Linked DNA regions of Homo sapiens: all the other regions are linked to region 1. A link is a loop called in an ENCODE intact Hi-C map of the cell type or tissue named here. Cell type or tissue: GM12878. All regions are shown on one strand. Links, peaks and the distances in the headings refer to the core of each region. The heading gives the core; the rest is flanking DNA. Region 1 holds the start of MIR759 (microRNA 759). Region 2 overlaps CNMD (chondromodulin). Region 3 holds the start of CNMD (chondromodulin).

Evidence for each region. Peaks named below come from ENCODE experiments on the same cell type or tissue, not always from the same donor. Only the 100,000 strongest peaks of a DNase experiment are listed, where the experiment ranks them.
Region 2: it touches region 1 in a loop (5-fold over the local background); 2 of 110 quality-filtered maps call a loop at or near these places.
Region 3: it touches region 1 in a loop (2.4-fold over the local background); 9 of 110 quality-filtered maps call a loop at or near these places.

What each region holds. Positions count from the first base shown.
Region 1 is chr13:52,804,496-52,815,795 of GRCh38, reverse strand. It overlaps MIR759 (microRNA 759), which reads right to left and starts at 5,746; the gene lies at 5,656-5,746. In GM12878, for the core only: a CTCF peak has its summit at 6,309 (motif pointing right); DNase peaks (open chromatin) are centred at 6,235 and 7,445.
Region 2 is chr13:52,725,278-52,733,606 of GRCh38, reverse strand. It overlaps CNMD (chondromodulin), which reads left to right. Exons shown (of 7, transcript NM_007015.3): 3 at 248-388. Among named protein-coding and RNA genes, the nearest start is that of CNMD, 10 kb to the left of the region's middle. In GM12878, for the core only: no CTCF peak of the experiment used is centred there; a DNase peak (open chromatin) is centred at 4,826; H3K27ac peaks cover 973 bases.
Region 3 is chr13:52,734,559-52,745,858 of GRCh38, reverse strand. CNMD (chondromodulin) reads left to right here and starts at 6,039. Exons shown (of 7, transcript NM_007015.3): 1 at 6,039-6,229; 2 at 6,688-6,828. The coding sequence starts at 6,158. RefSeq lists an enhancer at 7,968-8,469. In GM12878, for the core only: CTCF peaks have their summits at 6,432 (motif pointing right) and 6,857 (motif pointing right); no DNase peak of the experiment used is centred there; H3K27me3 peaks cover 226 bases.

The DNA of each region.
Region 1 (11,300 bases), core at 4,127-8,126:
ATAATGGGTCTCTTTGAGAGGTGACAGCGTGCTGGCAGCCCTTGCAGCCCTCGCTCGCTCTGGGCGCCTCCTCGGCCTTGGTGCCCACTCTGGCCGTGCTTGAGGATCCCTTCAGCCCACCGCTGCACTGTGGGAGCCCCTTTCTGGGCTGGCCAAGGCCGGAGCCAGCTCCCTCAGCTTGCCGGGAGGTGTGGAAGGAGAGGCTCGGGCGGGAACCGGGGCTGCCCGCAGCGCTTGCGGGCCAGGGCGAGTTCCGGGTGGGCGTGGGCTTGGCGGCCCCGCCCTCAGAGTGGCGGCCGGCCCACAAGCCCTGGGCAGTGAGAGGCTTAGTACCTTGGCCACCAGCTGCTGTGCTCGATTTCTCGCCGGGCCTTAGCTGCCTCCCTGAGGGGCAGGGCTTAGGACCTGAGGCCCGCCATGCCTGAGCCTGCCCCCCCACCCCCGCCGCCGGCTCCTGGGCAGCCCGAGCCTCCCGGAGGAGCTCCGCTACCTGCTCCACAGCGCCCAGTCCCATCGACCGCCCAAGAGCTGAGGAGTGCGGGCGCATGCCCCGGAACTGGCAGGCAGCTCCACCTGCCGCCTGGTGCGGGTTCCACTGGGTGAAGCCAACTGGGATCCTGAGTGTGGTGGGGACTTGGAGAGTCTTTATGTCTAGCTAAATTGTAAATTTAGCTAGGGATTGTAAATACACCAATCAGCACTCTGTATCTAGCTCAAGGTTTGTTAACACACCAATCAGCACCCTGTGTCTAGCTCAGGGTTTGTGAATGCACCAATCAGCACTCTGTATCTAGTTAATCTGGTGGGGACTTGAAGAAACTTTATGTCTAGCTAAGGGATTGTGAATGCACCAATTGGCACTCTGTATCTAGCTCAAGGTTTGTAAATGCACCAATCAGCACTCTATGTCTAGCTCAGGGTTTGTAAATATACCAATGGACACTCTGTATCTACCTAATCTAGTGGGGACTTGGAGAACTTTTGTGTCTAGCTCAGGTATTGTAAAGGCACCAGTCAGCACCCTGTCAAAATGGACAAATCAGCTCTCTGTAAAAGAGACCAATCGGCTCTCTGTAAAATGGACCAATCAGCAGGATGTGGGTGGGGCCAGATAAGAGTAAAAGCAGGGTGCCCGACCTAGCAGTGGCAACCAGCTGGGGTCCATTTCCACCCTGTGGAATCTTTGTTCTTTCGCTTTTTGCAATAAATCTTGCTGCTGCCCGCTGTGTGGGTCCACACTGCCTTTATGAGCTGTAATACTCATTGCAAAGGTCTGCAGCTTCACTCTTGAAGCCAGTGAGATCACGAACCCACGGGGAGAAATGAACAACTCCAGACACGCTGCCTTAAGAGCTGTAACACTCACTGTGAAGGTCTGCAGCTTCACTCCTGAGCCAGCGAGACCACCAACCCACCAAAAGGAAGAAACTCTGAACACATCTAAACATCAGAAGGAACAAACTCCAGACACACCGCCTTTAAGAACTGTAACACTCACCGCAAGGGTTCTCGACTTCATTCTTGAAGTCAGTGAGACCAATAACCCACCAATTCTGGACACACTTTCATACTCTAGGAAGAAGTCAACTCCCTGGAACAGTGGCTCCTGTAACTGCATCTAAAATAGGTTCCCTCCTTTCCCACCCATATTTTCTAATTCAATATTCTGTTTCCTCGCTTAACACAACTTGTAATTATTTTGTTTACTGTTGGGTATTTTTGTTTGTTTTTGTTTTTATCTGTCTTCCCGACTAAATTGTAGGCTACAGGAGAGAAACATTTCTTACATCAGCCTCTATTTGTTAAACTTACTTAAACCATAGTGTTATTAAGAAGTAGACTGGGCACGCTGGTGGCTCGTGCCTATAATCTCAGGAGTTTGGGAGGCTGAGGTAGGTGGCTCATTTGAGTCCAGGGCAACATGGCAAAGCCTCGCCTCTACAAAAAATACAAAAAAATGATCTGGGCATGGTCACACGAACCTGAGTGCTTGGAGTCCCAGCTACTCAAGAGGCTGAGATGGGAGGATCTCTTGAGCCCAAGAGGCAGAGGTTTCAGGGAGCCAAGATTGCACCACTGCATTCCAGCCTGGGTGACAGACAAAGCGAGACTCTGTCTCAAAAATGAAAATAAAAAAAGGTAAAGTAATTTTCCCCAAGCCAACAGTGAAATATTCAAGGTTAGGAAAAGAAGGGAGATGTAAAAGCAAACAACCTGGAAAATCCTCACACTGTATATCATTTCATAAACAATCAAAAGTTAAATGTTGAACCAGAGATCTCACTTCTGTGTTCTCTACACATTCTCTTCTCAAGAAACGGCTTTCCCAGCCTTCTGCTGAAACCTCTGGCCAAAGATAATTGATCTAAAAGAGGCCACCTGATTGGACCAATTTGGTCAAATAACCATCTTTAGAATAATCCTATTGGTCAATCAGAATTGCTTATTGGGGGAATTTGGCTTGGGGATTCTGGGATTCTCTGAAGATCAGGGAAGAGGCAGAAATGCTTGGTGCATGTGTGACTTAAGAAAACCACTCAGCCGAGAAGAGAAAAATAAGCTGACAGAGGGAAGCAGGACCCTGAGGCCTCTTGGTGGCTTTCAGTTCAGGAACTGAGCCCCATTCAGCCCCATGGGAGCCCCACTGTTGTCTCTGCCCCTGGACTCTGTGAGACAAATTTTTCTTTTTGCCTAAACCAACTTGAGCAAATTGTGGCCAAACAGCCCCTGATGAAGGCAAGTGTAAATTGTTATTTCTCACCTCTTCGTGTGTGTGTTGTGTGTGTGCGTGTACTGAGGGAGGGACTATTTGACCTTATTCCCAAGGCCTTCCCCTTGGTATATGGAGATGATAAATTCTTTCTTACAATTAGGTCATGTGTTACACACCAGCAGCATAAGCCATGGGGTATCATTTCTGAGACACCCCAAAAGCCCTTTGCGTTCTCTAAACTCCTCCTACTCTTAAAATTGTACCATTTCCATTTAATACTTGGGCTTAAATCTTGTCTTCCTGAAACACTGTTTCCTGGTAAACAGGTTCCTTATAAGCAGAGACTGGCCCTATTCATATTTGAGTTCTCACTGCACATAGACTGGTATAAGAGTGGAACCTGGCAGGAACTCCAGTTGGAATAAATGAATCAAATGGGAAAATATGGTGAGGAGGGAAAGTCGTGGGTGCCACACTCAGACGTCCTCAACTTCACCATTTTGGGCTCAACTAATTTCAATCCTAGGTGAGTTGTAAGATGACAGTTACAAAGAATTGAAAATTCCTGAACTGGGTGACAGACTCTACATCTGTCTTTGCAGTTTCCATTTACTTTTACAAGCATTAATGCCACCTGGCCAGATTCATTTAAATGAAGAGGAGCAGAAACGTTTATGTGCACAAGGGAATGGAAAGGCATAGAGGGGGAAGAAAAGAAAAAGAAAATTGCCGGGCAGAAAGGTGGAGTTATCTCAATGTCTCCCTCCTGCTTTCTCTCTTCACCACCCTTGCTCTATTTCATAAGTTTTATTGCCATCTTGACATTATCTAAATTATGATTTGAAATTCATTCAAGCAGACTAACTCGTGGTTATATTTGTAAAATTTGAAAAAACAAATTTAATTTCTTTCTTCAGGAAAAAACGAGTCTGATAAATACAACTAAGGGACTGTTCATGTGCACCCAGTGACTGGAACAAGCAGATGCATGTTTTTAATATCCATTCTCATAAAAGCCTGGAGGTTAGCCTCTCAACAGCACCCTGCAGGATTCCACACCATCTTTTCAAAGCACTTCACTAATGAGCTGCCATCATTTGTGCAAACAGCCTTGTGAGAAGGAGGAGGTTGTAGCTGTTCCATTTACAAATGAGAAGAGTGAGGTTTGAGGAAAGTAGACGAGTTTTCCCAACTGTGCAGTAAACCCAGATAGGGCTCGAAGCTCTGAGCTCCCTGCACTTGATCCCATGAGCTAGGTTACTATTTGAAATGAGACTCCTTCAGACAACGAATTCTTAGATTCTGATGTCACTAAAATGGGGTAGAATGAAGAGAGAAATTCCACAAATGGAGATAGACTTAAAGCATATGATATACAACATCCATGGACTTACATCCAAGGCAAATATGCAATTTTTTTTCACATGGCTCATGGACAAAGGCTTTAAGAAAAATAATAGCAGTCTCAGGAATCATGTTCTTCCTAACAAACATGAGCGGCACACTATTCTATGTGGATGTAGGCCCAAGGAGTATTTCTGTATGCTATTCTGGGTCCAGCACAGGATATGAGTTTAATTGGAACTGTTTTAATTCACATCTGGAATTTTCCAAAGAATAGCTCATTGACTAATTGGCCCCTTGAGTTAACAAATGGTTGCTATTTTGATGACTGAGTTTTTTTTATCTGTAACAACTTTTTTTACTCCGTTCAGTTCAACATACATTTATTGGGCAAGCAACAATGCTGGATATTGGGCAAGGCAAGGAAGGATAGAGAAGTTGGGGAACAAAGATAAATAATATGCAGTCTGTTGCCTCCAGAAACATAAAGCCTATTTGCATAAATAACTGATTTAATTATAAGGCAAATGGAATTTGATACTATAAAGGAGGCAAAGATATGCGAAGGCAGAGGAAGAAATAATGAGTGTTATAAAAGGTAATCAAAAGGGGCAAGAGGCAGGGAATTACAAGGCTTCATGAAGGAGGCAGCCTCTGAGCTAGGCCATGTAGAATGCATACAATGTCAATAGGTGAAGGAGAAAAGAGAATTCTAGGCAGAGGGAACAGGACAGAAAAGACACAGATGGAAGTAGAAAGGCTATGAGTGACTAAGTTGGAAGTGTAGGTTGAGGTCAGGTTGTGAAGGACCTTGAATTGAGTTCTGCAGGCAGTAAGGAGTCACCAAAGATTTTTGAGTAAGGGAGCCAAGTGCTCCCCTGCCAGCCTGAAACAACTGGGTTACTTCTAAGAAGCAATGAACTATTAGCTGATGTAAATCATGCTATTTGGGGGCCTCTTTGCTGCATCAGCTTAGCCTTACCCTAACCAATAAAAAGGCCCTCATTTTACAAATGAGGAACCTGAAGCTTAGAGGAGACAAGTGACTTAACCAGCATCATGTTACCATAACTCTACCACGTAGAACCAGGGCCAGACAGGAAATCTGGGCCTAGATATTCCATAGCCCCAAAAGATGTGATGATGGTGGCGGTGGTGGCAGTGGTGATGGTAATATGATGGTGATGATGGAGATTTTTTGTTTTCGATAAACTGGTGTTTCAAGGTTTTGTTTTTATACCTCTTCTTTACATTTTTCTATTTTTTAATGTAAAAGCATGGAACAGATTCGCCATATAATCATTTTAATCAATTTTCTGCGGTGATAACTTCCCTGCAACTTAATTGGCAAAGTTGTTTCCCAGACTAAAAGTACTATGGCATCATCTAAAAGTCACCTCAAAGAGACAGAACAATTCATTAAAAACCACTAATGTCTGCAGGGTTTAAAGATGTTAAGTGTTCATTTGGAGAATGAGAAATCAACGCACATTGACTTTTGCCATCCGGGTTTGTCACGCTCTGTGTCCGTGGGATGACTCACATTGCTAAAGCCCAAGTTTAATTAACATGCTTATTCTGTGCCGCTACTTCCATTCTAACAAATTAAATGTTTAAACAGCCAGTGCAAACATTTAGATCTGAGTCAAAATTGTTTGCACTCTGCCAGTTTAGGCATTTAATTTATTATAATCCTTTCCATAATATATACTTTGAAAGTCATTCTTTTGCACTGAAAAATATTGTTAGTATTTCAACTGATGCTATTGAATCTGAGACTATCAGAATGTGACGTGAGAACTAAATTGGACTGCAAATAAGGCCAATAAATGAGATAATAAATGAATCCTCATCTATCCTAACTTCCTCAATTGACCAAGTAATAATAATGACAGGTGCCAACTCAGGCCTGACTTTTGTCCCATAATCTCTGCTCTTGTGGAGAGATGCTATAAGATGAGACAAGGATCTTGCAAAGCTCGTAAACATTTCTTCTTAAGAGCCTTTCCTGGATTCTGACCTCTTCCTCCCTGCAGATGTTTTTTCAACATACAGAATTTTGCTAGCTTTCAACAACTTCCCCTTCCCTGGGCTAAAGAAACTGAAAATGCAATGGAAGAGAAATTATAACAAAAGCTTCATTGACGCAATGCTGACTGCACTGATAAAGATCTCAGGCAAGCAGCCAAAGAAGCTAGACAGAGAGAGGTTCCCAAGGAATGACCCTGTTTGGCCCCAGGTGACCACAAGGTGGCAGTGAAGGTCTTCTTCACCCTCCCCATTGGCACCACCCTCCCAGGCCCCGACCCCCAGGCACTGTGCCTCTTCCCCACTGTCTCCCAGGGAAACAAATGGATACACCCAGATCTAAAAAGCTGACACTTTTACATTTTTAATAAAGATAACTTGTGTTTTATTGTGAATAACATGGAAACTGGAAAATGATTGAAAATTTCCCCCAATAGCCCTTGCTTGAAGAAAATGGAGCATGGCGTTGGAACCAAGAGGAAAATATTGTAGAGTAATAGATGCTGGTCATGCAAACTCATTAGATCTCAGCTTCCTCATCTACAGAATGAGAGGTTAGGTTCCTCTCATCCCTGAGGTTTCTTCCAGTACCCTTCCAGAGACAATAGCATGGATCAAACTCATCAACCAAGGGAGAGGGGTCAGTTTCAGGAGACACCAATTGGTTTGTTACTGTGTGCTAATCAAGGTCACGTGCCACTGAAAACCTGAATGCATTCACTCTCTGATTCTTCAGGCTTCCATCTCCTGCTCAGAAATCATTCAAGGTCTTCCACAAAACATTCCAGATTGTTTATACTTTGAGATTGAATTATATAGAGTCAAGCTTGGTCAGATTTTATAATGAAGCTATATCTACCCAAAAATTGGCTGGTGAAGGAAAGGAGGAAATCGTTGAATCTAGCCAATTTGTTGTTTCTGAAAGCAATCAACTCAGATCAATCCAGCTTTGTTTGTTTTTCCAAATAATGTAGGTCATTTAGACACACGATAGGGCTTTCTCCTAGAGCCACCTCAAGGAACTACCCATTCAAAAGGGCTTTGTTAAATGAGAATGGATGCCTGCACCTCAACACACGCTCACTATTTAAATGCCAGGAGGGTTAACTGAGAAGTAACAGACAAAAGTCTTCCCACTGAATATCTATGCTGAGGCATTTTTAAATGTTTTTAATGTCTAAGGGTTGTAATTAAGTGAGGCATTAATTAGCTTTTCTAAACCACTTTTTAAAAAGTTAATCATAATTAGCATTAATTAAATACTATGTTCCAGACAATGTGTTAAGCACATTATATGTATTACCTCATCAATTCTTATTCCAACCCTATAAAGAAGGAACTGATACTTCCCCAATTTTATAGATGCAGAAACTGAGGTTTCAGGAGATGAGGTCACCTATCCAGGTTCACACGGCTGAAAACCAGGTATGCATGCCTGATTGCAAAGTCCCAGCTCTCTCTTTTTTTTTTTTTCAGACAGAGTTTCGCTCTGTCGCCCAGGCTGGAGTGTGGTGGCAGGATCTCGGCTCACTGAAAGCTCCACCTCCCAGGTTCACGCCATTCTCCTGCCTCAGCCTCCTGAGTAGCTGGGACTATAGGTGCCCGCCACCATGCCTGGCTAATTTTTTTTTTTTTTTTTTTTTTTTTTTTTTTGGATTTTTAGTAGAGACAGGGTTTCATCGTGTAAGCCAGGATGGTCTCGATCTCCTGACCTCGTGATCCACCCGCCTTGGCTTCCCAAAGTGCTGGGATTACAGGCATGAGCCACCACGCCTGGCCACAAAGGACCCAGCTCTTGAAGGAAGTTTATCCAGCCCCAATTCCGTTTTTCATGTCTTCATAATCCCCGAGGATGTTTTTTTTGTTTTATTTTGTTTTTTTGAGATGGAGTCTTGCTCTGTTGCCCAGGCTGGAGTGCAATGGGGCAATCTCAGCTCACTGCAACCTCCACCTCCCGGATTCAAGCGATTCTCCTGCCTCAGCCTCCCGAGTAGTTGGGATTACAGGCGCCCACCACCACGCCCAGCTAATTTTTGTATTTTTAGTAGAGATGGGATTTCGCCATATTGGTCAGGCTGGTCTCAAACTCCTGAACCCAGGTGATCCACCCGCGTCAGCCTCCCAAAGTGCTGGGATTACAGGCATGAGCCACCACGCCCGGCTGATTCCTCTTTTTTACTGGCACCTGTGTCAGTATTACACATTTATAAGTATTTTAATATTTCTAAAATGAGACCAACTCATCAAAAATTTGCAGAGGAAATCCCCAACTCCTTATAGTGGAAAGAGTACCAGGGTCGCTTAGGGTTGCTCTCCATCTCTGTACCATTTACAAATAAATGCTGCTGGTCCCAGGCTCTGCATCAAATTTACCACCTAAGGAGATTCCACACTCTTCAAGGAATCCACCACAGTGGCCTCAGCTATCTTTGAACTGCCTTTCCTCTTGTCTTAATGCTCAATGAACACAGAGAACAGCCAACTTTTCCTTCTGATTCTGAACTTGAGGACGATCAAGAAAACACACGATTTTTTTTTTTTTTTTTTTTTTTTTTTTTGAGACAGGGTCTTGCTCTATCTCCCAGACTGGAGTGCAGTGGCACGATCTCGGCTTACTGCAACCTCCGCCTCCTGGGTTCAAGAGATTCTCCTGCCTCAGCCTCCTGAGTACAGGGATTACAGGCGCACGCCACCATGCCTGGCTAATTTTTGTATTTTAGTAGAGACAGGGTTTCACCATGCTGGTCATGCTGGTCTCAAACTCCTGACCTCATGATCCACCCACCTCAGCCTCCCAAAGTGCTAGGATTACAGGCATGAGCCACCACACCCAACCGAAAACACACAATTCTTAAGCAAGATATGACTTCAAGAGGTCCTCCAATCCTGTCTTCTGCTTCCAGACAGGGACTGTATAACTAAAAACAAAAAATCACCAAATATGAACAACCATCACTAACTTTTTTGGACATTCATGAGAGTGCAAAGGGTTCTACCTGTATCAGCTCATTTTACAGTGGGGGAGTTTGAGGCACAGAGAGGAGAAGTGATTTTCCCAAAGCCATATAACTAGGCAAGGGTACAGGTGGAATTAGAATCAACTGTCCCCTGAATTTTATTTGCTATATCTCTATTCCTTCTCCCTGGCCTAGGTTGATGTGGGGAAGACAGGAGCAGGCACCTGGAATTGTAGAATCATGGGCAAAGCACCAAAATGGTAGTAAACACGGGTTCCTGAGCCACCTTTGCCTCTAACTGGCTGGGTTTCTTTAGATGAGCTCCCCCCATGCCTGGGCTTCAGTTTCCTCACCCTCAGATTTCCCTAAAGGCCTTTTTTTTTTTAACTCTAAACTTCTAGGATTTGGGTTCAACAAGGTTAGTTGGGAGAAAAGCAGGGCAGAAACGTAGCAAGTTGGGAAACCAGCGGACCAGCTGGTGGCCACAGCTGTCCTGTTCATTCTGCTAGAATTCCGCACCAGCCAGTGACTTTTCCTCCCATTCTCCACATTATGCATTCACATCAGACCTCTGTTTTATCTTCAGCATGTTAGTATTACACATTTTTATTTTGCCAGTTATCTCTTCTATTAACCCGGGCACTCTGCAAAATGACTTGTCATTAATAACGTGAACTGGCTTTTTCAGTTTAGACAGAAAGGAAGATATGGAATTGAAGGAACCGTGTTATCTAATGCATTTTCAAAGAGATTTGTTTGATGAGAGTGCTTGTTAGAAATACCTAAGCAGAGAGCATCAAATCTTTGACAAAATATATATTCGAAATATTGCATAGAGGACTTTTAGGGATTAGAGTCTATCAGCATGCATTGCTTCAAATTTTCGGATGAAATTTTAGCAGCAACTATATTAGAATCTTGTAATCACATTCACGAATGCCAACGCCCAGATCACAAATGCCATCCCTACTGGATATGGATTTGAGGGTATTTTTTTTCAGGAAGGTATTGTTAGCTTTAGGGTCTAGTCTGCTTGCTTACCTTTTTAAAGACAAGCGCAGAATTTTAGAATTGGGAGAGTCCAGATAGATTATTCCCAATCCCCCTGTTCCATAGGTTAGGAAATTGCACCCAAGTACAGGAATGTCCCAAGGTCATACACCACAATGCATAGCCAGGACTCAGACCAGCTGCTTGATTCCTAGTCCCTCACTTCCACCCTTATGCCAACTGTCATGTTCTGCAAAAGGACAGAACCAGAAACAAAGGAGCATCAGAAGACTATGTCATTAATCAAATGATCTCTGAGCCAGAGATGGATGTCCTACAGTGCTCAATCAGAGCTTCAGAAAAGGGTAAATAGATCCGATATAGGGAACCTCTGTAGACCATGGGGAGCAACTGGGGAGGGTTAAGCTAGTAACTAATGCCCCGGGAGCAGAGGCCAAGCCTGGTGATTGACTTGGGAGCAGAGATTTATGTGGAATATGCCTCATATAGAGATACTGACGGGACTTTGGCAGGTAATGCAATGGGGAAAGAATGGGCTGTGGGGTCATGGGAGCTTTGATTGTGAACCCCAGCTGTCTCTCACTGCCTATGACTTTGGACAGCTACCTTGCTTCATCTCTCTGAGCCTCAGTGACCCCATCTGCAAACTGAGACATTTTTGTGTGCTGTATAATGCTGTGAATGTGTAAATTTTAATACTGTGGCTTACATTTGTAAGTATATATTTATGATACAGTCATAACTGGCCAACAAACCACAGTTTGCATCCTTTCCAGGGACACAAGCAGCAAACTGACTCAGGGATGTAGGGCTTGGGCTTGAACTCCTACAACCAAAGTGGTCACAAATTATGCAGTGTGGGCATGGGTTCCCAGTCCCAACCTTTCCATTCCACCAACCCACTATTCTGCCTAATCTGCCTACATTTGTTTACATTGATTCAAACCCCATCAGAGCCAGGGAAGACACTGTTGTTATTGAAGGGGAGGCCCAGGACTGGCAGAGGGGATGCACTAAACAGCCCCTGTGGGTGTGGAGGAGAGGGCAGGCAGAGCAGTCTGCCCTGGGAAGGCTGGGAGGAACCTGCCATGGGTTTGGACAGGCAGGCAAAAGACAGCTGCCCTTTCTGAAGGCATGCGCCCTCCAAGGCCTGCCAAAAGGTCAGCTTACCATAGAGGACCCGAAGTGAGCCCAGAGCCTTTTAGGAACACATCTGCTATTCATGTATAATGTAACTGGATCAACTC
Region 2 (8,329 bases), core at 3,180-7,179, 81 kb after region 1:
ATTATGGAGCTATTGGAATAGGTGTCAGAGGCAACCAAAGTCTTTACTCTTAAGGTATTTTTAAGGAAATCATTGCATTAACTGATTGTTGTATGAATGAAGTCATCATATATAAATGTATTATTATTAAGGACTATCTCATGTATCTCTGAAACATATGGACACTACCTCATACACTGCCCTTCTAAAGATAAGCCCTGAATTGCTCAAAAAAGAAAGCATCACTAACTCTTATGCTCACTTTCAGATTTACAATGTCCATTACACCATGAGTATCAATGGGAAATTACAAGATGGGTCAATGGAAATAGACGCTGGGAACAACTTGGAGACCTTTAAAATGGGAAGTGGAGCTGAAGAAGCAATTGCAGTTAATGATTTCCAGAATGTAAGTATATTTCATGCATTTAGAGAATTTAACCAGGCAAGCCTGCGGGACTTTTCTAATTCAAGGAGGAGCAGCGTTTCTCACACACATCCAAATGGTAACTGTTCTTTATAGCAGTTGTAGTGCCACTAATCCACTACATGTAGCATATTCTCTCTGAGAAAGGACCAGACTTTGTCCTTCATATTTGCAAAAGAAAAAAACAACACTTCAGTTGTAAAATACCAAAAACAAAAAGAACCACCTTTACTGAATTCATGTACATAAGGATTTAGCTGTTTTGAAAAACATTTTTTACTTCTAGGAAATTAAAGGTATGTCCCTAGAAATCAAAATAAAACTTGATTTTTAAAACTGGAAGAAAAAAACCACAATACCATAGCATTGAAAAGAGCAGGTTCTTCTTGGAATTATATAAAAGTCTTGGCAGAAAGACTTGAAGGAGCTATTTCTTTTCAAGCGGATTTCTGTAACGTGATGAATAAAATGCTCAAAACAATCCAAGAATGTTGCAAGATTTGAAATTTAAATTTCTGAAGAAGAGGGAAATTTTAATGACCTAATAATCTCATCAACAACAGGTGGGATCTATTTGCATACTTTTCTCAATTCCAATTTCCTATTTAATCCAGAAAATGACCATGAGCAAATTCTCCTATTATAGCATATGTTTTCTGACCATAGCATGTTACCATAGCATATTAGAGATAAAACATTCACATCTCCTTTGAAAAGGAGACTGTTTTGTTTTGATTTTTTAACAAAAATTTCATTTACAGGCAATTTGAGACATTAAGCTGTGCAGCAATGTTTCGGTGTACATCTGCAAACCAAAGTGTCACTTCAGGCCGAATTTCCTGTTGGCCAACATAAATATTTTATGCTCTTTCATGTTTTACTATAAGGAAGAGGCATCACTATTTGTGTACTCCTGTTAAATCTGCAGATGGAGTAGGTGAAACTTCATAATGAAAAAAGCCTCTTGAAAATAATGTCTCTTCTGATAGTTTATTGGTCCACAAACACCTCATCGACCCATCTTCCTCTGATTGATGAGAAAAGCTAAAGATGCTTTTCATTTGAGTGAAAGCACTCCTCTTGTTGGTACCAAAATATACCTCATAAGTCCATTTGAATACCCAACAGATGCTAACATTAGAGCTATTGTGATGTCAGATATTATTTGATCATGACAAGGACTATGTTCAGAATGGTCTCTGCCCTGGGGACAGCCTCTGCTGCTCTGTATGTGCCCAGACGCACTTTGTTTAGTCATAGCTTTGCAGATGATTCTGCTCAATGCACAAGTATAATTTCTCTGCACTTATTAAAGGCTTTTACTGCAAGACCCAGGACAGGGTAAAATCATTTTTTCTTTGTACTACTCAATATAAGCTAATAAAATGTGACTCCCCAACACACATTATTCAATCCAGAAATTGAATGCCTGTGGTGTGCCACAATATTAAGATATGCAAAGGGAGCTACAAAGACGAATAAGAAACGATTCATCTTTCTTGAGATGTTCATGTATCAAAAATACTCTTTTAACATATTTTAATCCCAAACCTATATTTCTGTTTTATAATCCTTTGGTTCTTTTCTAATAATGGTATCGATTGTGTTTTGTTCTCATAGACCAACAGGGCCATAGATATTTTATAAACTGATCAATTCTCTTTGATAGCTTCCACATTTCTCTAAGTCAGAACTGGTGAGTAGAACATTTTTTTTGATGGATAGAACCTGTTATGGGTTTAAACAAGCCTGAACTTTTGAAAACACATGAATCAGCCACTATGGTACCTACACTATTACTTTCTCCTGTATTTTGAATCAACGGTCAAATTCAAGAAGCATTTATTGAGACATGCTGTGTGCAAGGGATGATGCTAAGCAGGCGGAATGCGAAAATGATGGACCCTTCCCTCAAGGACCCTTCAGTTCAGTTCAGGAGGCAGACGTACACACAGACATAGCTTCAGTTTAGCTTGGAAAACGTGTTCCAATGAGTTATGAACAGAGAGGGAACATCCTTCCTGAATAGGGGACTGGGGCAGGTCTTGCAGATGTAGTGATGACCAAATCAGGTCCTGAAGAATAATCAGGATTTCAACTGTCAGACAGGTAGGGGAAGGCTCTCCAGGCCCAGGGAAAAATAGTGAACATGAATGTGCAGTCTCGCTCCAGGGTTCTAATTCTAAGTAGCCCAGTTCAGCCCAACTTGGGGAAGGAAAAAAGATGGGGATGCAGGTGGGGCTAGATTATAAAAGGTTTTGAATTGTAAATGAACAGTCTCCCCGGTTCGTCCAGGACCCCACCAAGATTTTAGTAGAACCCCGTGGAAGAAAACAACCCCCGACGGAGGATAGCACTGAAAAAAGTGCTCCAGGCTCTCCACCCTGAGAGATAGAAAACCCAAGTTCATTCATACTTTATGAGTTACATTCTAGTTATACTCTCACAAGCACCAGTGCTGTTGCTTTAAGCCAACCCCCTTGGACTGAATGCCCCATTTATATAACAAAAAGCCTTAGAAATTGAAAGAATATCCCATCAAAAAGTGGGCGAAGGATATGAACAGACACTTCCCAAAAGAAGACATTTATGCAGCCAAAAAACACATGAAAAAATGCTCATCATCACTGGCCATCAGAGAAATGCAAATCAAAACCACAATGAGATACCATCTCACACCAGTTAGAATGGCAGTCATTAAAAAGTCAGGAAACAACAGGTGCTGGAGAGGATGTGGAGAAATAGGAACACTTTTACACTGTTGGTGGGACTGTAAACTAGTTCAACCATTGTGGAAGTCAGTGTGGCGATTACTCAGGGATCTAGAACTAGAAATACCATTTGACCCAGCCATCCCATTACTGGGTATATACCCAAAGGATTATAAATCATGCTGCTATAAAGACACATGCACACGTATGTTTATGGCAGCACTATTCACGATAGCAAAGACTTGGAACCAACCCAAATGTCCAACAATGATAGACTGGATTAAGAAAATGTGGCACATATACACCATGGAATACTATGCAGCCATAAAAAATGATGAGTTCATGTCCTTTGCAGGGACATGGATGAAGCTGGAAACCATCATTCTCAGCAAACTATCGCAAGGACAAAAAAGCAAACACCGCATGTTCTCACTCATAGGTGGGAATTGAACAATGAGAACACATGGATACAGGAAGGGGAACGTCACACACCAGGAACTGCTGTGGGGTGGGGGGAGGGATAGCATGAGGAGATATACCTAATGCTAAATGACGAGTTAATGGGTGCAGCTCACCAACATGGCACATGTATACATATGTAACAAACCTGCACATTGTGCACATGTACCCAAAAACTTAAAGTATAATAATAATAAAATTTTAAAAAAAAGAAATTGAAAGAATAAACTGATGGGCATATGGGGGTTCACTGTATAATCCTTTTAATTTTGTGAATATTTGAAATTTTTATTTAAAAAGCTAGAGAAAGTAAAGACAGCATAACCTGTCAATTCAGCCTCCAACTATAAGGTAAAGGAAAAATGAAATGAAACTAATTTATATTAAAAATATGGACTTCATATGTAAATGTTCAGCCAGATGCACTAGAAGATATAAAGTCAAACACTTATAGTAGTAGCTGAATGACTGTCAATGCCACAGCCCAAAATGCAGACAGACACAAGTGTGTGTTGGCAATTTAAATGCTATGTAATTTTCTCAAACAGTGAAGAAAAGTACTGTTTTCTCTCCATTTCACAGTAATTGCATTCCTAGGAAATTTGTTGTACATTAAGACTATGCCAAAAATTACTTTGTGTTTACATATAAAACAACACTGGGTTCTAGACACTGATATTTACAAACAGGTTTTTTTCCTCCAACCCGGGACAATTAGTTCTTCAGGACTGTCCCAGGCTCTGCAGGACCTGACATCCCTGGGCCCTGTGCAATAAAGGTCAGGAGTGCCCCCAATCTTTGTGACAAGAAACTTCTCCAAGGATTTCTAAAGTGCCCTCTTGGGGACACGAACTCCTACCATCCTTGGGAACCTCTGGTTTAAGCCATAGAAATAGATGAGATACCTTAGAAAGAAAAAAATGTGCAGCCAAGGTAAGATTACATCACTGTTTTGAAAAAAGAATGTTAGATTCTTGGACTCTCCACTCATCACCCTTGCTAGCAAATTTCTTCATTACCACCAGCTTCTAAAGCCTGTTTGTTTGCAAAAACAGGAGGTTTGCTTGGCTTTCTTGTGCTTCTTTTAGTTCCCTCTGTTTAATCTCTTAATATATCTGGCTGCTTGATGTGGAGTTTTTGCTAGACACGGTAGTTAATATGTGTGAATTCTTTCCCACACTTCCTACCCCATGGGGGTTTCAGTTCTCACTGCGGTGTGTCGACTGTCAGAACCAACTTAACACTAGATTCCCATTCAGTGCTGCGAATCATTCAGTAGAATCAGCTTTCCCCTTTGGGGATATGGTGACGGAGATGTGTGCATTCCCTCCACACATCTCACATTCAGGGGATGTGTTTGAAGTTAAGAGAAAATGTCACATAAGAAGGCATCATCTCCCTCCCTGCCTTCTGTTTTTCAAACTATGAGTCCTAAATTTACATGCCAAATAAGAGCAGCAGCCCTACAGGAGGTAGCATAAGAGAAAGCAGTTATTCTCCACGTGTATTCCTCAGGCTGCCAGTGGAGCATCACTTGGCTTGTTAGAAATGCAGATTTTAGGCCCCACCCCAGACCTACTGAATGGGAAACTGGGGGTGGGGCACAACACTGTTTAATTTAACAAGTCCTCCAAGTGAATTTTTTTTTTTTTTTGAGATGGAGTCTCGCTCTGTCGCCAGGCTGCAGTGCAGTGGTGCAATCTTGGCTCACTGCAACCTCTGCCTCCTGGGTTTCTCCTGCCTCAGCCTCCCGAGTAGCTGGGACTACAGGTGCACGCCACCACGCCCAACTAATTTTTGTATTTTTAGTAGAGATGGGGTTTCACCATGTTGGCCAGGATGGTCTCCATCTCTTGACCTCGTGATCCTCCTGCCTCGGCCTCCCAAAGTGCTGGGATTACAGGCGTGAGCCACCGCCCTGGCCCAGGTGATTTTTTAATTTGCCTTTTTAAAATTGTTACATAATATTTTATATATTTATGAGATATATGTGATATTTTGTTACATGAATAGGATGTGTAATGATAATGTTAGGGTATTTGGTTTTCATTTCTATGTGTTGGGAACATTTCAAGTCCTCTCTTCTAGCTGCTTTGAAACATACAATACATTGTTGCTAACTATAGTCACCCCACTCTGCTACTGAACATTAGAACTTATTTCTTCTGTCTAACTGCATGTTTTTACCACCCACTAACCAACCTGTCTTCATTCCCCCAGCTCCACCCATATATCCTTCTCAGCCTCTGGTATCTATCATTACTTTCTGCTTCCATGAGATCAACTTTTTTAGCTCCCACATAGGAGAGAGAACATATGACATTTGTCTTTCTGTGCCTGGCTTATTTCATTTAACATAATGACCTCTGGTTCCATCCATGTTACTGGAAATGACATGATTTCATTCTTTTCTATGGCCAAATAGTATTCCATTGTGGATATATATATATATACCAGTGATCCTTCTCCCTTCCAAGTAGCTGGGACTACAGGCACACACCACCACACCTAGCTAATTTTTAAAATTTTTTTGTAGAAATGGGGTCTCACCATGTTGTGCAGGCTGGTTGCGAACTCCTGGGCTCAAGCAGTCCTTCTGCCTCAGCCTCCCAAAGTGTTGGGATTACAGGCATGAGACACTATGCTTGGCCCTTTTTTATTCTTTTTTATTTATTTTTGTCTGACTGGGTTATTTCAAAAGACTTCTCTTCAAGTTCTGAGATGCCTGAAATAGTCTATTGTTGAATCATTTTTTTTTATTTGAGACGGAGTCTGGCTCTGTCACCCAGGCTGAAGTGCGGTGGTGCCATTTCAACTCACTGCAACATCCACCTCCTGAGTTCAAGCGATTCTCCTGCCTCAGCCTCGAGTAACTGGGATAACAGGCGTGCACCACCATGGCCAGCTATTTTTTATTTTTTTGTATTTTTAGTAGAGATGGGGTTTATAGTTGGCCAGGCTGGTCTCGAACTCCTGACCTCAGGCGATCCACTCACCTTGGCCTCCCAAAGTGCTGGGATTACAGGTGTGAGCCACTGTGCCTGGCTTCTATTGTTGAATCTTTTAAGTGTATATTGTATTTCATTCAATGAATTCTTCAGTTCTATAATTTCTATTTCGTTCTTTTTCATAATATACATCTCCTTATTAAATTTCTCATTCATATCCTAAATTGTCTTTCTGATTTCTTTGTCATGTTTTTCAGTATTCTCTTGTATCTCACGGAGCTTCTTTAATATCAATATTTAATTTTTTTTCTGGGATTTCATAAATTTGTTTTTGATTGTGATCTGTTGCTGGAGAATTATTGTATTCCTCTGGGAGTGTCATGTTTTATTGCTTTTTCATGCTTCCTGTGTCCTTGTGTTGATATCTGTGCATCTGATTTAATAGTTGCTTATTACAGTTTTTTAAATTTGCTTTCATAGGTGTGGACTTTTGGTGTTGGTTAGGTAGGGCACTTCAGCTTTCATTCTGGGTGCATGCAGTAGTATAGTCTCTGTATGTTTTTTTTTTTTTTAGCTGTAAACAGCGTCGGTGGTGTCTGTGATTTTTCTTGGTAGCTTAAGGTGTGGTTGTTAATGAAGACTGTTCTGAAGTTTTGCTGGGGACCCAGGGGATTTTTGATACAAGGGAAGGTTTGTGAACCACTGATAAAAAGAAACTTGGGTCCAAAGGTTATTGCCATCACTTTAAAAGCTTTGTTACCTTGAACACCTTTCTCTTTCATATGGTAGTCTTCAACCCTGGCATCAACCCTTTAAATTATAAACACCTGGGGAGCTTTTAAGGCTCCCAATACCTGGGCCCCAAAGCAAACCAATCAAATGGGAATCTCTGGGAAGGGACCCAGGCGTCTGTGTTCTTAAACCCTCTACAGTGAATTCAGGTGCAGTTAAGAGCCAAGCCTCAGCAGTGAGCCTCGGAGCTCCTCTTCTGTAAAGTGGGGATAATGCCCCTGTCTCTCTGAGTGAGCAGTAGTGCTGGGAGAAATAGGTGAAATGAGTTACATATGTATACATGATTAATTAAGCCACAAGACAAATAATAAAGAGCTTGAGGAAGAATGAGCCTTTTCTTCTGTGTTTTGCAGTCCTTTACTCACCAGCTTCTGTAGGGCTCCTGGCTCTGTGACTACATAAGGTAGAGCTATCCATTAATCCCCTCCAGCATGACTTACATTTAATTTTCTTCTTCATTGTAAAGGGCTGAATCTTGAGCCAGGATCCCTAGATTTTAAGTGTTTTCTACCCCCATTCTTTATCACTGGCCCTGGTACCATTTCTATATCATTCCAACACTTGCCTCAACTCAACAGAGGACTGATAAGGTTCAGATTTGTGCTAGTATCTCCATTATTATACCATAAAAATTGTAGGCCTTTATTTTAGATTCACTAGTCCTGAAACTAACAGCAGCAGGAGGAGAGTAAACATTCTTGGGACAGAGCATCCTGTTACCCCTCATGTCCTCTGTGGGTAGAATCGGGGCTGTGCTTTCAGCCAAGACTGGAGCTTTGTGGCTGATGTTTCCCTTGAGGCAGTCCCTAGGCAGACCAAGAGAAGATATTGTTTATATCTCTCAGGAGACAAAAAAAAAACATCTAAGTCCTTGGGTAAGGTATAGAAGGAAAGTTCAGAACCAGGTGCTGTAGAAAGTTTTACTGTTTACTCTGGGCTCAGTAACCTAGGAAAATTCTGAATTCACAGAATTAATTAATTTGACCAACATCTTTTGAATAGCTTTGTGGGGT
Region 3 (11,300 bases), core at 4,803-8,802, 71 kb after region 1:
CCTCTCCTGTCCCATCCAGACACCATCATCATGCCAGTCCTTCCCTATTCCTGGTTCATGAACCCTTCCTCACTTCGTGGACTTTCCTTCCCAACCCAGATTCTAAAATTACCTAGCCCCTGACTCTCTCTCCTTCTCAAGACAGACTTCAATATCAAATACTCTACCGGGCACGGTGCCTCACGCTTGTAATCTCAGCACTTTGGGAGGCCAAGGCTGGAGAATCACTTGAGGCCAGGAGTTGGAGACCAGCCTGGCCAACATGAAGAAACCCCGTCTCTACTAAAAATACAAAAATTAGCCAGACATGGTGGCATGCACCTGTAGTCCCAGCTACTCGGGAGGCTGAGGCAGGAGAATCGTTTGAACCTGGGAGGCGGAAGTTGCAGTGAGCCAAGATCACGCCACTGCACTCCAGCCTGACAGAGCGAGACACGTCTCAAAAAAAAAAAAAAAAAATCCAATACCCCCAACATCTTCCAGGTTCCTCTAACCTGCTCTGTTCGTTCAGTGCTGATGGGGAGTCTTGGCTCCTTCATGTTCTCCAGCCCCAAATGGTCGCTGCTCTTATAAATTCTTTCTTGTATTCCTCATACAACTGATATCAACTTCTCCCACACTCCCTAAGCCCTGCTGGCTCCTCCAGCCTCTTTGTCTCAGCAGATGGTCTTCTCGGCTTATTTACTGGCACTATCAAGTACAACATCTGCACTTGAATTTTCACAGCTCTTCAACTTAACATGTCCAAAACTCATCCGGTGCTTTCTACATCTACTCAGTTGTTTGTGCTTGATACATGAGGTCATCCTGACTTCCTCCCTCACTCACCTCACACTCAGCCAGTCTCCAGAGCGTGTTGATTCTACCTCCAGCATGGATCTGAAATCCTAATGGACTCCTTCGGATTAATATTTCTTCCCATCTATATCACTTACAATTATTCTAGTTCAGACCAACATCATATCTTGCCTGGACCACTGCAAGAGCTTCCCAAAAAGTCTGCCTCTGGGCCAGGTTCATTGGCTCATGCCTGTAATCCTAGCACTTTGAAAGGCCAAGGGAGGAGGATCGATTGAGGCCAGCAGTTCAAGACTAGTCTGGGCAACGTCACGAGACACTGCCTTTACAAAATAAATACATGTGTATATTAATTAATCAGGCATGGTGCATGCCTGTAGTTGTAGCTACTCAGGAAGCTGAGGCAGGAGGAAAACTTGAGCTCAGGAGTTCAAGGTTACAGTGAGTCTCTACACTCCAGCCTGGGCAACAGAGCCAGACCCTGGCTTTAAAAAATTAAAATAAGGTCAGGCGCAGTGGCTCACTCCTGTAATCCCAGCATTTTGGGAGGCAAAGGCGGGCAGATTACCTGATGTTAGGAGTTTGAGACCAGCATGGCCAACATGGTGAAACCCTGTCTCTACTAAAAATACAAAAATTAGCTGGGTGTGGTGGCGGGCGCCTGTAATCCCAGCTACTCGGGAGGCTGAGGCAGGATAATTGCTTGAACCCGAGAGGCAGAGGTTACAGTGAGCCGAGATCATGCCACTGTACTCCAGCCTAGGCAATAGAGAGAGACTCTGTCTCAAAAAAATAAAAATTAAAAATTTAAAAAAAAAAAAACTACCCCTTCTACTTTGCCCACTCCAGTTTGATTATTCTGCCCCACAGTGGCCAAAATGATATTTTTAAAATGCAAACCAGATCACACCATTCCACTGCTTTAAACCCCTCAATGACTTCCTGATACTGAGAGGAAATTTTTCAAAATTCTTAACATAGCCTAGAAGACTTTATTAGCCAAGGTAACTGTCTCTCTCTGTAGTGTCATCTCTGGCCATTCTTTCTTTTATTCTTTAAGATCTAGCTTTCCCTTTTTCCAATGCCAAACTCTACCATTTCATGGCCTTCTAACATGCTGTCCCTCCACATTTCCCACACCCTTTCACCCATCTCCACCTGGAAAATTCCCCTTCTCTCGGTTTTCAACCTAAATGACACTTCTTCAGGTGCTTTCCCCATTCCCCACTCAGGGTAAATTAGATGTTATATGATCTTAGTGTAGCCTATGTTTTTCCCTCATACTGTGTGTTACAAATGCAATGACATCATATTTTGTGATTACCTGCTTAATGACCATGTTTTCCACTATTCTATAAGCTCATCAAGAGCAGGGGCCATGTCTCATGTGCTCATTACTGTGTACCCAGACCTGGCACAGTGCCTGAGAGCAGAGTTGGGTTATAACTTCCAGGGAATGGGCCTACAGGTGGGCCCAGCAGCAGAGTGGGTAGAAGAAAGCAAGCCTGTGAAAGGGGGCACCCCTTTGATTTCATTCTTCACGAGTGTCTAAGTTCATTTTGTGCTGCTAAAACAGAATACCACAGGCCGGTTAATTTATAAACCAAGCTTATTTGGCTTATGGTTCTGGAGGCTGGGAAGTCCAAGAGTAAGGTGCTGTACCTGGTGAGGGCCTTTGTGGCAGAAGGTGGAAGAATGAGAGAACACATGCCCATGTGAGAAAGGGAAAGGGAGCCAAACTCATCCTTTTATCAGGAACCCACTCTCATGATAACTACCCCACTCCTGCAACAGTGGCATTGATCCTTTCACAAAGGCAGAACCCTCATGACCTAATCATCTCTTAAAGGTCCACCTCTCAACACTTGCATTGGGAATTCAGTTTCCAGCACATGAATTTTGAGAAACACATTCAAACCACAGCAATGAGCCTCCCAGTCTTGCTCCCTTACTGCTTTTTCTACTGCCTTTTCATTATCTATAACCATCATCATGTGAACACACTACCTTAAAATTGTTGAAAATATGCCACTTTAGGAGAATGTGCTCAGAGGAGGCAACTGATCTCCATACCCACTCCTCACCCCTCACGCCCTGGTCAGCTACTTTCTGTATATTATGTGTTAAAAATGTATGAATGAGGCAAGGTCTTGCATTTCCCCTGATTCCTCACCCTCTCTTCAATGTCTGTTTGGCCCCAAAGTATCCACTCACCACTCACTCCCTCCAGTCCTTCTCTCCTTCTCAAGGTTCATCAAGGGAAGGTGGTACCTTCCTTGATCCTCTAACTCCCCTCATCTAAAACTTCCTTACATTCATCCTTCTTCCCCTCAAGTTGAAAGTTGTTAAAAGAATTGTCTCCATTTGTAGCATTCACTTCCTCCCCACCTACTCACTGTTATTTAGTGCTTTATTCACTCAATTCCTGAATAGCTAATGCGTGTTCACAATATAGAATTCAAAACATTTCAGAAGGTTCACAGTTAAGCATCTTCTTTCTACTGGTCTCCCCAAGCTTCACATTTTCCTCAGAGGCAACCCCCACTACCAGCATCTTATCTTTCCAGAAAGCATATACTTACATTTATTCTTGTTTGTATTTCTTTATACAAATGGAAGCATTTCTACGCATTTTCTACCTTTTGCTTTTTTCACTTGAAGTATCTTAGAGAGTGTTCTATCTACATCACTACATCCAAAGCTGCCTCATTCTTTTAAAGGGCTGCCAAACCCCCACGGTGAGAATGGATCATAAATTGTCTACTCTGGACATTGAGTATATTACTAGTGCTTTGTTCTAACAAACATGCTGCAGTGAGCATCGTTGCACCTGCAGGATTTTTCCACCCTTGTGAGTGCATCTGTAGGATAAATCCATAGAAATGAAACTGCATTTTGCATTTTGGAATTAAATTGTTCTCCATAGAAGTTGTACCAATTCACCCACTACAGTAGTCCATAAATTCACTGCCCCTCATATTTTTCAACAGATTGTTTTAACAAGCGTTTTTATGTTTTTCCAGTCTCATAGGTGAACCAGTCTACTTTTAATTTGCATTTCCTTGTATGAATGCAGTTGTGGCCAGGCGTGGTGGCTCATGCCTGTAATCCCAGCATTTTGGAAGGTCAAGGTGGGCGGATCACTTGATGTCAGGAGTTCGAGACCAGCCTGGCGAACGTGGTGAAACCCTGCCTCTATTAAAAATAGAAAAATTAGTCAGGCATGGTGGCTGGCGCCTGTAATACCAGCCACTTGGGAGGCTGAGGCAGGAGAACCACTTGAACCTGGGAGGTGGAGGTTGCAGTGAGCCAAAATCGCACCACTGCACTCCAGCCTGGGCGATAGAGCAAGACTCTGTCTCAAAAAAAAAAAAAAAAAAAAAAAAAAAAAGGCAAAATAATGCTGTTGTTCATTCTTCTTACATTTAAGAGAAATTTCTACTTCTTGCTTCACCAACTCTCTGTTTCCATTCTTTGCCATTTTTTCTACTACATTTTTGGTCTTTTGGTTTTCCTAGGAAAACACTATATAAGAAAACTAGTTCCTTGTCTGTGGTATAAGTTGCAAATATTTTTAATCACTCTGTAACCCTTTGCAATGTGTCTTCTGTGCCCAGGGAAGCAAATGGAACTACTCTCTCGCTGGTTCCCATGGCCTCTTGGTTGTGCCCTTCCAAGGCCTTTCTCTGTGCTCATTTTTTTTCAGCATTTGACACTGCTGACCCACCCTTCTTGAATGTGCCTTTAAAATTACATGTACTACTTTATATTGTACCATCTCCCACCTCTCTGACAGTTACTTCTCTTATTCCTTCACCAAAATTCCTGTGAAGAATGCCCTTGTGAAAAGAGGTCTTTGAACTCTGCCTCAGCAGTGCCCCAGGGATGAGCCCTGGCTGGAGATCTTGCTGGAGTTTTTTCCAAGCACCTTAAGTCTAGTGTGATGTGCAGACAGCTGTTTCCATAGCTGATTCCAATGCAGGCTCAGGACATTTCCTTGGCTCTTTTACTTTTCATCCCCACATCAAGCTCAACATGTCTAAAACTGTTTCTTCCAATTTTTTCACTTCCCTAGGGTTCCTATCACTCTCCCAATCCTCCTAGGTCTGAAAACTCAGTTCCCACAGCCCAGGAATTGCCAAGTCCTATCGATTCTTCTGTGAAAGTGGTCTCCTCCACTTCTCCCCTCCTTCCCAGCCCCAGGTCATCATGCTTGTCACCTCATTCTTCATCACATGTCTTGGATGATTCTTCAACACTTTCTCCTTCTGCAGTCCTGCACATGCAATCTCCCGCTGCCCTTTGGGGAAGCCTCAATCCCTCTCATGCACTAGTGCTCCTCACTTACACCTCACCAGAGAGCTCTGCACAAAGCTAGAATCGAACGCAATTTAAGGAAGCCTGGATCCAAATGAAGTACCATGTATCCTGGAACTGGAAGATGGCATTTCCAAAAGTGAAAATTTTATATACATACATACATACACACACACACACACACACACACACACATTTGTGTTATTCCTTTGGATACATCAGTACTCTGTGTGTGTGTGTGTGTGTGTGTGTGTGCTTTGCCATTGTTGCTTTTGTTTGCACTTATTTAATTTATTCAACCAACCAGCATGCACTTTTATTCTGGTCTCCCCAACTCCTTCCCTCCAGCCCTGCTCTGCTTAGCTCTCACTTTTGCTGCAGTTGTACCCAGACCCTAGAAAAACTGGTGGCAAGGAGCCATCCCTAAGACCCTGCTCTGTTTTCCAGTCCCAGGGGCCATCCAGCAATGCCAGGCCAGTGAGAAGGTGGCCTAACCCTTACACTCTTAGGCCAGTGTCCCCTGTCCACCTGCACCACTCTGTTGTCTTCTCCTTCACCTTCCATGAGCCATCTTCCCCCCACCCCCACCCCAACACACACCTACAAAGACCCTGCAGGAAATGGCCTCCAGCCAGTTGTCACAGCAGAGCCCGCTGACATTCTAAGACATCCTCCGGTGCATGGCTAATTGCTCTGGCACTTGAGTATTTCTTTGGGTCCCAGGATTCAGCATCCCGCTCTGAGGGATGCAACCACCCCCACACATTCAGAGTCACCGGGATGCTGTTTGGGGGGCCAGTAGACAGGATAGAGTGAGGAGGAAAGGGGGCATCCGGGAGTGCAGGACGAGCTTCCCGCGGCGGGAGAGAGAAGGGAGGAGAGAGGTGAGGCGCTGGAAGGGGTGGGGACCGCTGGGCTGGCCCAGGCGGGACCGTGCACCGTGTGTGCGCGCGGCGTTGAAATGCCCTGCACGTCGGGGCAGCGGGACAGATCCCAGGGTGCCCAGGGAGTCTCCAAGTGCCTCACTCCTCCCGCCGCAAACATGACAGAGAACTCCGACAAAGTTCCCATTGCCCTGGTGGGACCTGATGACGTGGAATTCTGCAGCCCCCCGGTGAGTACCGCCAGGGATTCCACACGCAGGGCCTGGGTTGTGTGAGTATCAGGTTCCACAGTTCGGACTCAGGGGTGCGTGCCACCGAATGGGTGTGTTGGCGGGGGGATAAATTTGGGTCCCAAATGTGTGGGTGGGATGTCGCCCCACGCGTATGAGTGTGCAGGGGTCACGGCATCCACAGGCGGGTGCGGAGGGACGTCCCGTGGCCGGTAGAGGGTGCAGGTCCTGGGGCGAAGGCCCTGTGCTGCGGGGTTTGCTCATCCCACTTCCACGCCCGACTGCAAAGGACCCTCGGGAGGGAGCGCGGCGAAAGGGGCACCCGTAGGAGCCCGGGCGAGCTGTTTCCCGCCCGACTCCCCACTCCCTGGGGGCTACCGCGTGGGGCCCGGGTGCGCTGGGGGCCGCAGGTGCTGGCGGCACAAACGCGACGGTCCCTCTCCCGCCCCGGCCCGCAGGCGTACGCTACGCTGACGGTGAAGCCCTCCAGCCCCGCGCGGCTGCTCAAGGTGGGAGCCGTGGTCCTCATTTCGGGAGCTGTGCTGCTGCTCTTTGGGGCCATCGGGGCCTTCTACTTCTGGAAGGGGAGCGACAGTCACGTAAGTCCAGAGGGCGGCGCGCGGGGACCCCCGTGTCGCCCATGGTGCCCCTAGGGGGAGCCCGAGCGCGGGCCGGCGAGGGGCGCGCGGCTGCCGGCGGGCCCCTCGGGCCCAGCGTGAGCTCCCCTCTCCCATCCCACTCTGGCACGCGGCTTTCCGCCTTAGGTCAACGTTGTAGAAAAGCAAGTGAAGGTTTCACGGGAGAAGATTGAAGCGTAGAGTAGGGGAGAATGTAGTGGACGGTCCGAGAAAGGCCGTTCTCGGCTCATCTCCCACTAAGCAGTGGCGCGACCGTGGGGAAGGCACGTCACCTTTTGGCCTCAGTGTACTCGTCCTGAAGGGAAAAAATGGAACTGGACGATCTCTAAGGCCTGTCCCTGCTAAGAAAGGCTGTGGGTTTAAAATCCAGGACAAAGATAGTGGAGGAATATTCAGACCCATATTCAGACCCATTGGGAAGGAATTTTTGCCTTTCAGAAGGTTTTTTTGTGACCTAGCCATGAACATTCCCTTCTCTCTCTGGAAAACAAAAACAAAAAACAAACAAACAAACAAAACGTCTAACTTCCTTAAAGGTGGAAAATCTCTTTAACAATTAATTCTGGCCTAGTCATCACATGTGGTTTAATAGTAGGTGTTTTACTAACTGCTGTCCTACTTTCTTTGTATGCAACTATTTATTTTAAAGCTCCACGGCTCTCGAGGAGTATAAAGACTGTTTCTAAGTTGACTGGGCAGAGCTCCAGTGTGTTCTCTAAATACTCTGAAAGTGTTCACCTATGTAAAAGGGGGCATTTTATCTTGATGACCACTGCCAGGTCTGGTATAAGCTTATTTCAACTAATGGAAAAGAATTCCATCTCCAGGGCACACACAAAGGGCTCTTTCATAATCACTATCCTCAGAGGATTGGTGATTGCTGTTTTTTCCTCTCTCCTACCATGAAATGCAAAGCATGAACGAATTCCAGTACTTACAGAAAATGGTGCTGAAAGCAATTCAACCATTTTACACATCACGTCTTCTGCAGTCACTGCATAATTTGTATTTTTAACTCAAATGTCTAATGTAGATAAGCATGCCATTTAGCACCGAGTCTGTTTTAGAGACTATATCAAATTTACAAGCATCGATTTGTAAGATCAGAATTGCACTGTATTTTGTGGGTATTTGAAAAGTGCCTTAATGTATTTGTATTTTAAATATAGAAGCTGGGCCAGATGCTCATGTTTGAAACAGCAAATGTGAATAAGAGAATGATTTCAATATCTACATCTCCATTAATAGCAGGGTTTAGATTGTCATCTCTTTGGGAAATTCTGTGGTTTTAGAATGTAAATGCTATCTTTTAAATAACAAAGCCTCAATGGTATAGGTCAATGGGGGATAACAATAGCTATGCTTTTTTTTGGTAAAGATTCTGGACATGATATATTTTAAAATGAATACCATTTGTCATTTAATTATTCAAGGTAAACATCACTAACTGACAGGCTTCTAAAAAGAGAGATTAAACAATCATACTGAATAAGCACAGCTCCCTTTTTTCATATATTTTACTTTACTGCAAGATGGTTGGTTGTCTGGTTCAGGAGAGCAGTATTAAATGCTAAGAATTCAGAGGAATAGTGAATCACATTTTATTGTCAACAATCAAAATTATTGCTATATCCTATACAGACAGGAGAATGAAGAAAATCATGATAGTTTTTTTCTCCCTGATCCATATGACTTAAGTATGAAAAACAAATCACAAAATACTAAATAGAGTAATTTTTGCACCACCTAGGCATAGCACATGCACAGGTCTGCTTTGCCTGAATACAAATCTAAATAGCTCAGACAAAACGTAATCAAAAAAGGTAAGTCTTTGTCAAACAGAAAGACTTGTCAAACCAAATGGATTATCCACTCTTTGGGGATTATCTGTGCCTCGGCTCCTCTATATTGGTTTATAGAGGAGAACCAGCTGTAATTCACCTCCTATCCTTTTCATGTGGGTAAATCCCCTTAGGACAGGTTTACTGAAATTTAGCTGGAGGACTATGAAGCACTGGAGTAATAATAATCAGGGGACAACTGAACTGGGCTCCAATATTGAGGCCATTTTTCATCCACATTATTGTAAATGGAACAAGGCATTGAAATATGGGAAATTTCCACCAATATGAGATAACTGACAACCCCACCCTGTGAGATGAGGGAAGGAGATCATTGCTTGGGGCCTTTCCTCTCAGACTAATTTTTCTAGACATTTTCCCAAACATTATGTAATTAATCTTATAGAACATAGGCCTTATTAAAAACTCATTAGCAAATATCCTTGGCTGTAAAAGGCACCATATTGAGCAGAATTTTGGCAAATAATAAATTTCATCTTGTTTGGATAAAAATAGCCTTGGGTGTCCACAGCTCCACGGACTTAGAGCAGATAAGGTAATTGCTGCTCCAACAGCCCAGCCTCGTCCCCAGCTCAGAGTCTAGTATGTTAGAAACTGGACTGCCTCCTCCCCCCACATCCTCCCCTAGTAGCTTCAGGAGGGGGACAGCTTCACTGCTGTCCCCATGCAGATGGTGCAGTGCACATAAAAGGTGGGCTGCAGGCCAGGCGTGGTGGCTCACGTCTGTAATCCCAGCACTTTGGGAGGCCAAGGCAGGAGGATCACTTGAGGTCAGGAGTTCAAGACCAGCCTGGCCAGCATGGTGAAATCCCATCTCTACTAAAAATGCAAATAAAGGCCGGGCGCGGTGGCTCACGCCTGTAATCCCAGCACTTCGGGAGGCCGAGGCGGGCGGCTCACGAGGTCAGGAGATGGAGACCATCCTGGCTAACACAGTGAAACCCTGTCTCTACTAAAAATACAAAAAAATTAGCTGGGCCTGGTGGCGGGCACCTGCAGTCCCAGCTACCTGGGAGGCTGAGGCAGGAGAATGGTGTGAACCCAGGAGGCGGAGCTTGCAGTGAGTGGAGATTGTGCCACTGCACTCCAGCCTGGGCGACAGAGCAAGACTCCGTCTCAAAAAAAAAAAAAAATTAGCTGGGCGTGGTGGCGCATGCCTGTAGTCCCAGCTCCCTGGGAGGCTGAGGCAGGAGAATGGCTTGAACCTGGGAGGCGGAGGTTGCAGTGAGTCGAGATTGTGCCACTGCACCCCAGCTTGGGTGACAGAGCAAGACTCCATCTCAAAAAAAAAAAAAAAAAAAAGGTGGGCCGCAGCTGCACAACCAAGATGCCCTACGTCAAGCTTGTCCAATCTGTGGTCCTGCATGCGGCCCAGGGCGGTTTTGAATACAACCCAACACAAATTCGTAAACTTTCTTAAAACATTATGAGATTTTTTTTTTTTTTTAGATTTTTTTTAAAAATTCATCAGCTATCGTTAGTGTTAGTGTATTTTATGTGTGGTCCAAGACAATTCTTCTTCCATTGTGGCCCAGGGAAGCCAAAAGATTGGCTATCCCTGCACCTAGTTAGGGAGGCTTTCTGGGGAGAAGACAGCCAGGGGTAGTGGTGGAGGAATGTGAAATTCAAACCACAGGCCACTCTTCTAGTGTGACAACCTTATCTCCTTAAGAACTGCTAAGAATTTAGAAATGGTTATGTTCTTAAATGTTGCATTGCTTTACTAGTAAAAGCTTATGTGCAATGTTCTTAAAAAAAAACACAGAACCTCTTGTCATATGAGTGGAAGACACTCACATGGGTGTTTCCTGCCAGGCTCCTTCTGACAGTCATCACTGACCCATATGAACACTGGCTGCTCAGAGAGCACCGGACAGAACAGAGCCTTCTTTCCAAACTTCACCTGCAGGAGTCCCGTCTCAGCCAAAGAAAACAGGTTTCCCAAACCTGGCTGATCATAAGGGCCACCTGAGGGGAAAGGGGAAAAGAGACTGGTGGGCTGTGCTCTAGCTCCACTAAATCAGAACCCCCAGGAGTGGTTCTTGTGATCAGGGAAGCCTAGGAGACAGTAAATTGCAGACATCTAAGTTCTTCAGAAAGAGACAGGGAAGGAGGGGCAATGAGGGATGGTTGAGCTGAAAAAGGACACTGGTATTTTCTGTCCTGCTGAATGAATGCTGTTCCTAAAAGGGTGCTGGATAGCAAAGCCATTTCTGTATCTCTGCTGATAATAAAATAGTGCACTGTGGGTCTTGTAATAATGAGTTTTCTTCAAGAAATGGATCCAACAATAACAGATCCTTTTTCCAGTGTTTGTGCATGTAGCAGTCACTCTTCATAATGAGGAAGAAAAATCAGACTTGAATTGGATCTGAGCTATTTGCAGTTTTGACTGGCTGACCTGATATTAAGTAGCAACAGTTTTTCATCAGTTCTCATTCCTCCACTTTAAAGATTTATATATATGTGTATATATAATCTATAATTTATACATGATATGTAATATATCATATGTAAGATATATAGATATACCTATGCATCTAAATCCAAAAAAAAAAGAAACCCACCTCC